Linked DNA regions of Homo sapiens: all the other regions are linked to region 1. A link is an interaction called in ENCODE POLR2A ChIA-PET data of the cell type or tissue named here. Cell type or tissue: Caco-2. All regions are shown on one strand. Region 1 has its middle 22 kb from the start of GOLGA4. Region 2 overlaps LRRFIP2 (LRR binding FLII interacting protein 2). Region 3 overlaps EPM2AIP1 (EPM2A interacting protein 1).

Evidence for each region. ChIA-PET counts read pairs that join two places held together with the same protein. Peaks named below come from ENCODE experiments on the same cell type or tissue, not always from the same donor. Only the 100,000 strongest peaks of a DNase experiment are listed, where the experiment ranks them.
Region 2: POLR2A ChIA-PET joins it to region 1 with 5 read pairs; 5 of 35 experiments call an interaction of 5 or more read pairs at or near these places.
Region 3: POLR2A ChIA-PET joins it to region 1 with 10 read pairs; 15 of 35 experiments call an interaction of 5 or more read pairs at or near these places.

Annotation. Positions count from the first base shown.
Region 1 is chr3:37,219,488-37,223,487 of GRCh38, reverse strand. No RefSeq gene overlaps it. Among named protein-coding and RNA genes, the nearest start is that of GOLGA4, 22 kb to the left of the region's middle. In Caco-2, no CTCF peak of the experiment used is centred here; DNase peaks (open chromatin) are centred at 167 and 1,807.
Region 2 is chr3:37,114,871-37,118,870 of GRCh38, reverse strand. It overlaps LRRFIP2 (LRR binding FLII interacting protein 2), which reads left to right. Exons shown (of 28, transcript NM_006309.4): 7 at 3,776-3,817. Among named protein-coding and RNA genes, the nearest start is that of LRRFIP2, 58 kb to the left of the region's middle. In Caco-2, no CTCF peak of the experiment used is centred here; no DNase peak of the experiment used is centred here.
Region 3 is chr3:36,984,889-36,988,888 of GRCh38, reverse strand. EPM2AIP1 (EPM2A interacting protein 1) reads left to right here. Exons shown (of 1, transcript NM_014805.4): 1 at 1-3,846. Among named protein-coding and RNA genes, the nearest start is that of EPM2AIP1, 6.2 kb to the left of the region's middle. In Caco-2, no CTCF peak of the experiment used is centred here; no DNase peak of the experiment used is centred here.

The DNA of each region.
Region 1 (4,000 bases):
GCTGTGGGGAGGAACAGTAATTCCTGGACATCTGCAGCTTGCCACACAGGTGAGCAAAGTGGGCTTCAGTGACCAGAGAACAGCCCTTAGCCAAAGTTGCAGGTGTCAGCAGTTGGAAGTTGGGCTGGTGTGCCCTGAGGGGTTATGTGGTTTAGCCTCTGGATTCTATCTTTGACCTCAAGGAGAAGAATCTGAATGAGAAGCTCCTCTGCTTCCTGCTCAAGGGTGACTATGACTCAGGCTCATAGTTACTTCTCCTGCACCCCCAACCCCCTCCTGCTTACCCCCCAGGACCAAACCAGTGATGGAACAGGGCAGTGAGGACCTGACCTGAGCTGAACCAGCAGCTGTTGCTCTGGTAGCAGCTACTGGGAGGCCATGGCTATGAAATCTGAGGACTTCCCTCCAGACAAGAAGGGACTGAGGGAAGTCCTGATCAAAGGACTGAGAAGGAAGGTAAAGATTAGGCATTTCCCATAGTAAGTTGTGAAGCAAAAGGAAATATTTCTAAAGTAGCAATAATAGACAGGGCGCAGTGGCTCAAGCCTGTAATCCCAGCACTTTGGAAGGCAAAGTGGGAGGATCAGTTGAACCCAGGAGTTTGAGACCAGCCTGGGCAACAAAGCGAGACCCCATCTCTACAAAAAATAAAAAAATTAGATGGCCGTGATGGTGCACACTTGTAGTCCCAGCTACTTGGAAGGCTGAGGCAAGAGGATCACTTGAGCCCAGGAGGTCAAGGTTGCACCTATGATTGCATCACTGCACTCTAGCCTGGGCAACAGAGCAAGACCCTGTCTCAAAAAAATAAAAATAAATACTATTGATAGCACAATAAGGTGACTATAGTCAATAATAACTTAATTGTATATTTTAAGACTATAATTGGATTGTTTGTAACTCAAAGGATAAATGCTTGAGGGAATGGATACCCCATTCCCCATGATGTGCTTATTTCACATCGCACGCCTGTATCAAAACATCTCATGTACCCCATAAATATATACAGCTACGATGTACCCACAAAAATTTTTTGAAGTCATAAAAAAATAAATAAAATTAAAATAAAGTAGCAATAACCAAAAACAAATTGTGGTCAACCATGTAAGAGGAAAGACTGAATTACCTTCTATTCTCTTTCTAGAAGATGGCGTTACAAAGTTGGTGTCATATGAAGAGATAACCAAAGAGTAGACAGACATAAAACATAGGAAAACATATTATAGAAGTGAGATGGGCAAGGTGGTTGGATTTCAAACCGTGCCAGATTACAGGCCACCCCGGGCACAGTGGTTCACGCCTGTAATCCCAGCACTTTGGGAGGCCAAGGCAAGTAGACCACTTGAGTCCAGGAGTTTGAGACCACCCTGGGCAACATGGTGAGACGCCCCCCCTCTACAAAAAATACAAAAAATTAGCCTGGTGTGGTGGTACGTGTCTGTGGTTCTAGCTACTCGGGAGGCTGAGGCAGGAGAATCGCTTGAGCCTGGGATAGGGAGGTTGCAGCGATCTGGATTCTGAGACTGCACCACTGCACTCCAGCCTGGGTGACAGAGTAAGACCTTGACTCAAAAAAAAAAAAAAAAAAAAGTGAGATGAACGTAGTGAAAAAGTGAAAATATAAACCCTCTTCTTTCTTTTTTGTATGACACAGTGGCTGGATGAGACAGTTCCAGTGGCAGCTTCAAGTTCTGTCCAGAGTCAGACCTCTGTCCCCACCAGTTCTCTTTGACATTCAGGCACTTTTTTCTAGTTCTTACTCATTGCACCAAGTCCCTTTCTCCCTTTGAGCCTGCTCTCTGAGCCTCCATTGTCTGCAATCTGAGCATCACTGGAGTGACTCACCTATCAGATATGTTTATATAGTTGGTATGTGTCTGAACTCTAGGGATTGTTAAGAAATAAAGGTGCTCCTTAGGAGCAATCTCAGGAGATTCTAAATTCCCAACGTGGATTAGCAAAAAAGGAGTGTTATCTAACCTCTCTGCCAATAGCATTGCATGCAGCTCATGTCTACTTACATACCATGGGTAGTAGTCACAATTGGTACTCTCTCCAGATACCTTTACCTGATGGTGAGTTTGGGGCTGCTATGACTGATGTGGCTAACGACTTTACCTATGAGCTTCTGTAGTCACTGAGCACTTGGCATGTGACTAAAGAACTGAGCTTTAAATTTTAACTCCTTTTAATTAATTTAAATTTAAATAGCTACATGTGGCTAATGGCTGCCATACTGAACAATACAGCTCCAGAACCGCCCATGGATCAGTCCAAAGCTAGACTTTGCATGCAACCACATCCTTGCTCATCTCTTTCCTTTTTCCTTCTCTATTTCACCTCCTGCTTTACTAATCTCCTGAGAGCATGACCTCAATAAATCATGTGCACTCAAATCCCTGTCTCAGACTCAACTTCTAGGGAACCCACCTGAGACACTGTGTTACAATTATTTAACAGTGAATTACAGAAAGCTTAAACCTTGAATCAAAAGTGCACATAAAAATTCAATGCCAGTCAGAATGTTTTTAGCAGAAGGTATAAAAGAGTCCCAAGCCCAACTGTCTTAAACAAAGAAATGTGTTATTCTGCACCTACGAGTCCAAGAATAGGACAGCTCCAGGGTTGGGTAATTCCATGGCTCAATGACACTTTCAAGAACCAAGTTCTTTCCATCTTGCTGCTCTGTCATTCTGCTGGGCAGGCTTCATTTGGGGGCTAGCTTTCCCCTTCTTGTTGCAAGGTGACTGCCCTAGTGCCAGCCTTCATATCTGGATACAACCATACTCAGAATAAGAAAAGACCATCTTTTCTTGTATGTCTTTTATTAGGAGCAAGAAAATCTTTCCCAGAAACCCCCTGCAGATTTATCCTCCATTTACTGGTCAGAGCTGCATCGCATGGCCTTGTCTAAACCAGTCCCTGCAAAGGGAAATGGGAAGACCATGATTGCCTTTGAACAATCAGGATCTACTCCCTGGGTCTGTGGCCAGCCTCTCCTGAAGCACATGGTTGAGCAGAGAAGGGTGGGTACCTAAACACAACATACCATCTGTTGTAGGGGTTGGGAAGCTGGATAAAATGAGTGTTTGGTAACCACAGTATCGGCTGGTCACAGTTTCTCATGCCTGTAATCCCAGCACTTTGGGAGGCTAAGGCGGGCGGATTGCTTGAACCCAGGAGTTCAAGACCATCCTGGGCAGTATGGTAAAACCTCACCTCTATTTTATAAAAAAAGAAAATTAAAAAAAAATTAAAAGATAACCACAGTATCAATTACACGTTTCTTTAGGCCAGCTTGTACAATGTGTTCTTTGAACCACCTACCCGAAGATCATTTAGGGGGCTTGTTAACATGCAGATTCTGAGGCCCAAAGCATTGTCTGATACATGTCAGGAGCTTAAAAGATACTTGTTGGTGAAATACTTTCTGGGAAGCCAAAAATAAAAATAAAAATAAAAATAAAAGAGATTTTTCGGAAGGAAGGAAGGGAAGGAAAGAGAGAGACCTTTTGAGTTAGAATCACCTGGCCAGGCACATTGGCTCATGCCTGTAATCCTAGCACTTGGGAGGCCAAGGTGAGCAGATCCCTTGAGGTCAGGGGTTCGAGACCAGCCTGGCCAATATGGCGAAACCCTATCTCTACTAAAAGTATAAAAAAATTAGCTGGGTGTGGGTGCACGCCTGTAATCCAGCTACTCAGGAGGCTGATGAAAGAGAATTGCTTGAACCCAGGAGGCAGAGGTTGCAGTGAGCCAAGATCACGCTCCTGCACTCTAGCCTGAGACTCTGTCTCAAAAAAAAAAAAAAAAAAAAAAAAGAATCACCTGCAGATGGTTTTTCTACTCAGTAATGCTGGAGAACCACTCACTTAAGCTGAAAACTAAAAATTCACCTTCAGTCCCTTCATTACCAGTCTCTTGGCAGAAGGGATGAAGAATGTGATCATGTTGCCACACGTATGCTGCTTTGCTCTAAAACTCTCAGTGATGTCAAGAT
Region 2 (4,000 bases), 100 kb after region 1:
TAATTTTGGAGTTATGCATTTCTCAGCCAGTTATTTTTAAAAACTTAAGGCCGTGTACTAAGAGGTCTAATACTTTTTGAACGTAGTATTTGATGTTTGAACATTAGCAGTACCTGAATGTGAGGTGGATATATTTATGGTCTTATGCTGCATTCTTAGGACTTTAGGTTTCTCCTTTTGTCCAATTAACTTTCATATACTATCTTTTTGAAAGGTGGCTTACCAGAAGCTATATGGGCTGGAAATGTTGGTGTCAGTGCTATAGACATTATGTATAAAAATAAAAACAGCAAAGGTAGTTCAAGACTGTGAATGGTAGGATTGGGGGAGGGAAGATTAAATCAAAGTTAGGAATTTAGAATTGAAACAATCTGTGTCTATTAGTTTTGTATAATGATTGGATTATTAATAGTGCAGAACATTAGTAGCTGCTTGGTCATTGCTTTATACATTGAAATACAAGAAGACAGTAAGGTAAAGATCCAAAATTAGAAAATGAAGTGATCTTGGCCAGGCACGGTGGCTCACGCCTTTCATCCCAGCACTTTGGGAGGCTGATGCAGCAGAATCACCCAGGAGTTTGAGATCAGCCTGGGCAAAGTAGTGAGACCTTGTATCTACTAAAAATAAATAAATACAAATAAAATAAATTAGCTGGGTGTGGTGCTGCATGCCTGTGGTCTCAGCCAGTTGGGAGGCTGAGGTGGGAGCTGTCCGGGAAGTCGAGGCTGCAGTGAGCGTTGATTGTGCCACAGCATAAAAACGAAGAAAAAGTGATCTTGATTGAATCAGAGCAGTAGGGATACATTGCCTTTTCTCATTGGTGGAGATTTTTACTGTTGCATGTATTTAGTTACTATTTATATACCAGTAGCCTTGGTATAATTTTAATGAATTTAATTTTTAAAATATACTTACAATTTTGTGTTTTATTATTTACTATTACACTGTTTAATTCTATTGAAGAACCCATCAAAGGATATAACTGGGACACTTTGGAGTAGAGCCAGTACACCCAAAAGGAAAGACACTATGGTGTGTAGCCCAGGAAAATGTGTGGTATTAGTGTTATGCATTCACTTTTGACTTTCAGTGTCCTTGATATTTGAGTAATAGGTACATTCTAATAGAGATTGACACTTGCTGAACTTTGTTCACTGTATGTACTTTCTTTCTAGTTTGTTTCCTAATGAAAACTTTCAGGCAAGTTTGACAGTTAAAATTTCTTTAAAAGATTACAATAGCAAATTTTGGATTTTTTTTTAACTTTTAAAGTTAAAAAAAATTTTCTTTTTTCTCTATGGTTATAGCATCAAAAATTTGGAAATGAGCCCTTACTATTTTCACTTTTACCTCCTTTGATGAATCTTTCTTTTCTTTACAACAATATAAAGGCCAACTTTTACTTATTGGGGTGACTTTTTTTGTTTGCCCATTGTTCTAGTAGAAATTGGTATGCCCAAATTATGGATTTTCCTACCAGATAGATTCAACATTTTTTTTTAAACCAGCTGAATTCTACATTATATTTTGGAAAAGGAAAATTGAAACAGGTTATTTCCAGTTTGGCTTGTTAAATCCTATGCCTGTGTAAAATGCCACTGGTGCTATAGAGAGGATGATAAGAGGAAAGACAGCTACTCTTTTCCATGAACTTACCTTATTTGGAGGATGGAATAGCTTATCTGCTAGAATGTGTGACTTGAGTAATATGTTTTGGTCATGGAGGTTTTTTTTTTTTTTTTAAACAAAAGGGTTAGATTTTTTTTAATTTAGAAATTTCTATAGAGAAGCAACTTTATTTTTGGGGAAGTGTCTCTCCATGGTAAGTGACATTTTACTACTACACAGTTTAAATGCATACTATTACGCATTTTAGAAAATTTTGTAACAAGATTTTGTTACACATGCAATAATAATATTTTTTATTGTGTTTTCTGTTAGTTTCAGGATAATATAAGAAAAGCATGCGGTACAGATATTTTGCTCCAATAAAATTGGTATTTATTACAATAACATTTTCAATGAATTTATACCAGTGGTAAAATGGTACCACTTAGTCTGATACTTATGGAATTTATTTTTTGAGGTTTCTGCAATGTTTTTTGTAAATGACCATTTCATTAGGCATGAATGGAAGGGCTTTATTCTGACTGAACTATTATTTTAATGTCTTATTAGAACTAGATTATATACTTTGATTTTCTAATATATTTTAAGCTTTTTAAAAATTGTGATCTCTACAACAAGAAATACATTTTACACCATAAGTCAGTATACACATGAAGATTCATGCATGTGGATTTGTATATATGTAAAAGTATAGAAAATACATTATTGAAACAAAAGTTTCACAAAATAATATTTGCACTTACTTTGCACAACACCCTCTAATATTTTCTCTTCTAGTTTAGTTTTTAAAATGCTGGTTGAGGGCAGGGTACGGTGGCCTCTGCCTGTAATCCCAGCCCTTTGGAAGGCTGAGGTAGGAGAATTGCTTGAGCCCAGGAGTTCAAGACCAACCTGGGCAACATAGCAAGACCCCATCTCCTAAAATTAAAAAAAAAAAAATTAGGTAAGTATGGTGGCATGTTCCTGTAGTTCTGTAGTTCCAGGTACTTGGGAGCCTGAAGTGGGAGGATCACTTGAACCCAGGAGTTCGATGTTGCGGTGAACTATGATCAAGCTATTGTACTCCAACCTGGGCAAAAGAGTGAAACCCTGTCTCAAAAAAAGCTGGTTGACCCTACTAAGTTGATTTTATGAACTACTGATGAATTGCAACCTATCCTTATGAAAACGTTACTTTAGATTGGGTTTTTGAATAGTATTGCTTAAAATTTTAAATGAATATAAGAGTTGGAAAAGAAAGATATTTTTATCAAACAATTAGTATTTAAACTACCTGAGGAACTTGTTCATTGCTTTTATTTGTTTTGTATATGACTTTCTGGGTAGACAGCTTAAAAATATAAACTAGAATGCTTAAGAAACGATGTGTGAAAACCATAAATCTATGTAGTTACTATTTAGTTTTTCTTCCCTGGATTTGAAATGTGGTATTACATATCTTACTTTTAAAAAGGATCCTACATGAAATGTGGGTGTTCTGGTCTTACGAGTTTTGTATATTTTTCTTTGATTTATATTCAGTGTCACACCTGTATGTATACTGTGCAGTTCACACATTGACCAGATTTCTCAAAATGAGAAATCGGCATTTTCTTGAGGAAGGACATTCTTAGGTGTTTGTTCACAAGCAGATCCAAGGGAATGTTCCCCATCTTGGTGCTGCAATTGTTCTTTTGTAAGCTTGACCATGCTTGTTATGTCAGCTTGCCTCATTGCCTGTTCATCCTTTGCTTTTGCCATTTTTCAAACAATAGGAAATGATGTTAAAAGTGATAATAATTTTCTTAAAAAGCATTTTTGACTTTAGAATGCTTAATTCTTGTATTTAAAGGCTCCCTTAGGATGTTTTGTGCTATAGTGTACTGAGATTGAATCATATCACTATTACTGATTATGAATTTTGTTGTTTAAAAGAAAAATAAACATACAGTTTTGAATATACATACAGTTTAGCAATACTTTATACTAGGAAAAAGTAGGAGGAAGAATATTTTTTAATTCAACTGGATTAGCTTTCATGTTTAATAATTTTTTATTTTAAAATAGTGCTGGATTTTTAAAATAACCTCAAATATTACTTCTTCTCTTCTTTATATTTCTGAATTTGGAAACAAACCAACTTTCATGTTTTGCTGAAACCCAGTATGATATGTTCAAGGATAGATCATCAAGACTTTCATCATTAGTATGTAGCACATGACTTTGTGTTATATGTGGAATTTTACTTTATAAACATCTGTTGATGCTAATTATAGAATATGACTAACTTTCATGGCTTTGTTATGAACTTTTGGGGAAAATGTGTGACTAACAAAGCAAAAAGCTAATGTTTTGTGGTTGTGGCATGAATAGTAATTTTTTTCTTTAG
Region 3 (4,000 bases), 230 kb after region 1:
CTGTTGTAGCAGTGAATATAGTTAAAATACGTACATTAAAAAAAAAATTATTAGGTCCTTACCAGTTACTGTCCTATAGCTCATTCCTACTAGTTTTCTTGACAGATTTGTATTCCCAGTGTCCCGTATTGCCACTCAAATTGCTCTACTATGCTAAGTCCTTGTTAATAGTCTTACCCTCCTTGAAACACTTGAACACTTGATGACTTTAGCTTTGAGGAGATACCATCTCCAGGTGTGCTTTCTTAGTCTTTGCAGGCACCTCTTCCCTTCAATATCTGTTCTTCGTATTTTTAAAAAAATTTGTTTTAGACTGCCTTGTTCTGTGTCAGCTCGCTAGCTGATCTCATTTCCTTCCATGGTTTCCTTACCATTTATATGCAAATGACTGTCAGATTCATATCTCCTTTCTAGATCTTCCCTAATTGATGTATCTAATTGCTAACAAATGCTCTTTGCTGTCTCAGGCACTACATGTCATTGATCTTGCCCCCAATCCTGCTCCTCCTCTCATGTTTCCTCTTTGACTAAATGGCATTACCACTACCAACCATTCATTTGTCCTTTTTACCAATTCTCCAATGCTGCCATTTTAATTCAGGCCATCAACCTACCTAAATTATAGCAACAGCCTCCTTATTAGTCTCCCTGTTTTTTATTTTTATTCCTTTCTACACTACAACCAAATTGCTCCAAAAGACTTACTGATCATGTCACTGCATTGCTTTCACCATTGCTCTTAGGGTACAATACAAATTTATCTTCATCTTTAAGGTCTCAGTATGCCACTTCATCTAGGAAACCTTCATTGATGCCCTCTAGATTAGGTGCCCTTACTATCCATTCCCTATACACCCTGTTCTTTCCCAGACATACACTTGGCACACTTTATTGTTACTGCTTATTGATCACTGCTAGACTGTAAGCTTTGTAAGGGCAGGGACCATATAAGCCTTGTTCACTGTTATATCTCTAGTGCTTAGCACAATGCCTGGCATTTCAATAAATGTTTGGACAAACGAATATTTGTGTAGTGTTTTACAATTTTTGAAGCTCTTTCACAGTCTTATTTGACCTTCACAGTCATTCTGCCTTAGACTGTCCATTGGGTAACTTTTATCCACATATTACTAATTGAAAAATGAAGACAAGTTCTTTGTAACTAGGGACCTCGTTGTATTCTCAGAATTTAGTGTAGTGCTTAGCATGTGACTTAAATATGTATTATGTGACTGTTAAACAAATTGTGGTTTTCTCTGTTGTATGAAAGGAGAGAAGGATAACAAATTGCGGTTTTCCCTGGTAAACACAGTAAGTAGTAAACTCAGGATTCAAAACCAAATATACACACCAAATCCACTATGTAATATTAAGTTTGCATATCCATGTATAGAATCTTATTTTTTTTTACCCTTTGTAAACAGTGTCATATATATATATATATTTTTTTTTTTTTTTTAAATTTCCAAAGGAACCTACATATAGAGGGAAAAGATTAGACAACTACTTAGTGAACTAAAACAATATGTTTTTACTAAATGTTACATTTAGTATTGGAAAAAGATAATGCCGCCTAAGAGTTAATAATCATTTTTCCTTTTGTAGGCATCAACACTAGGAGAAAATGGCATGCTATTTACTTGCTACTTTCCTTTACAGATGATTTTTGGCTCTTCTGGGATTTAAAAGTAAGTAAATTTAACAAAGTAGAAGACTGACTCAGCCCTTCTGGTCACTATATATTCAGTTCACTTGTTTTTACACCTGCAGAATGTCCTTATCACCCAAAGGGAGATGACCCAAAAGTGACATCTAGTTAATGTATACTTCTAAAGTTTGCTGTATTCCTTTGCCTTCTTGTTCCCATGCCTCTCTGAACTTAATTTCTGGGTAACTGAGGCTTTTCAGGCTTAGGTGGGAAAGCCACACCCTTAGTCTGTTTCCTTAAGCCATTTTGACCAATTTATGGGATTAACTAGTATAATCTTAGTTGGAGTTTTAGTCTGAGGCATATTAAGTCATTCAGAGATCTTAACAGTAGGTGTCATAGTCATCCAGTGATTTGGTGCTTGCTGCAAAACTGGCTTTTTTTTTTTTTTTTTTTTTTGAGGCGGGGTCTCACTTTGTCACCCAGGCTGGAGTGCAGAGGTACAATCTCAGCTCAATGCAATCTCTGCCTTCCTGGCTCAAGCAATTCTCCCACTGCAGCCTCCTAAGTAGCTGGGAATACAGGTATACACGAGTACACCCAGCTAATTTTTGTATTTTTATGTGGAGACAGGGTCTTGCTGTATTCCCCAGGCTAGTCTCGAATTCCTGGACTCAAGCAGTCCGCCCGCCTCGGGCTCCCAAAATGTTGGTGTTATACGTGTGAGCCTCTGCACCCGGCGGCAAAACTGGCTTTTAATCAACCTTTTGGCTAAAGGATTTCTCTTTTTATTTATTTGTAAAAGGATTTCCCATTTTTATCTTTCTTTTTGATATTAAAATGTTGCCTCATCCTACCCAGTAAGTACTTGAATTTGAATTCTCTTCCTTTTCATTTTTGCCTGCAAACTGACCAGTCTTTTCTGAGTTCATCTCTTCTGTACGTTTTGTCAAGTGCAGTGAACAGCAACTACAAAATATTTTGTTTTTCTGTCTTTTTCTTTAGTAAAGGGTAGATGATCTGCCTTTCAGGTTATCTCAAGGGGCAGTTTCACCTTTCCATAATATAAATTACCCTTGTGTAAGTTATTTCTTCCATCTTCTGATAGCAATTTCCTGAATGCCTGCCAGCTAACCATTAAGCCAGTGTTCAGTATTTTAGCATTTTAAAAAACAAGGGACCAATTTCTGTGTCAGCATGGGCTAGCTTGCCATTGAATAACAAAGGCAAAATCTCACTGTCTCACACAACTTTTCTATTGCAACTTGCCTAGGGACTTTGGTTTAGATCATAGGTTGGCCATGATCAAACTATGGTCCATGGGCAAAATCTGTCTAGCTCCTTATTTATCTAAATAAAGTTTTACTGGAATATAGCCTTGTCCATTTATTTATTATCTGTGGCTACTTTGGTTCTACAATGGCACAGCTGAGTAGTTGCTACAGAGTGTGTACATCTCACAAAACCTAAAATACTTATTCTGTGGCCCTTTACAGAGAAAGTTCACCAATTTGTGCTCTAAGTTGCCTTCATTCTGGGTCTCAGGCTGACAAAGCAGATACCATCAGGAGTGTGGGTGCTAACTTTGGGAAATGAAAAAAGAGTATGGCAAATCACTTAAGGACTCTTAAAGGACTTTCATTGGCCAAAGCAAATCACATAGCCACATTAAAGTTCTAGGAGGAGTGTGATCCTTGCATATACCTGGGAGAAAAACCAGAAATATTTGGAAGACAACACCACTGATTAACATCTTCATTTATATGCTTTCTTCCAATATATTTTCAACTTGTTACTGAGGTAAAATTTAAAAGTGTACCGATATTAAGTGTACACCTCAGTGGGTTTTTATATATGCCCTTGAATGCACCACCCAGGTCAAAATATAGAATATTTCTAGCACTTCAGTAGGTGTCCTTATGTTCCCCAGGCCCCCACCAACCCCTTTTATCACCACGGATTAGTTTTGCCTGTTTTAAAACTTTATGTAAGTGAAATAATTATATGCACTCTTCCGTGTCTTGTTCAACATTGTATCTGTGAGAGTAATCCATGTTATATGTAGTAGCAGTTCATGTTTTACTTCTGTGTAGTATTCCATTGTGTGACTACATCACAACTTACCCATTCTACCGTTGATAGAAATTTAGGTTGTTTCCAGCTTGTGGTCATTATGAATAAAGTTACTATGAAAATGATCACATCTGTCTTTCAGTGAGCATGTGCACCCATTCTTGGCATACTCTTTGGTATGTACCCTGCTTCTATATTTTCCTCATATAGTTTATTCTCTACATAGCATTCAGAGTGATCCTTATTTTAAAATATAAATTAGGCCAGGCGCGGTGGCTC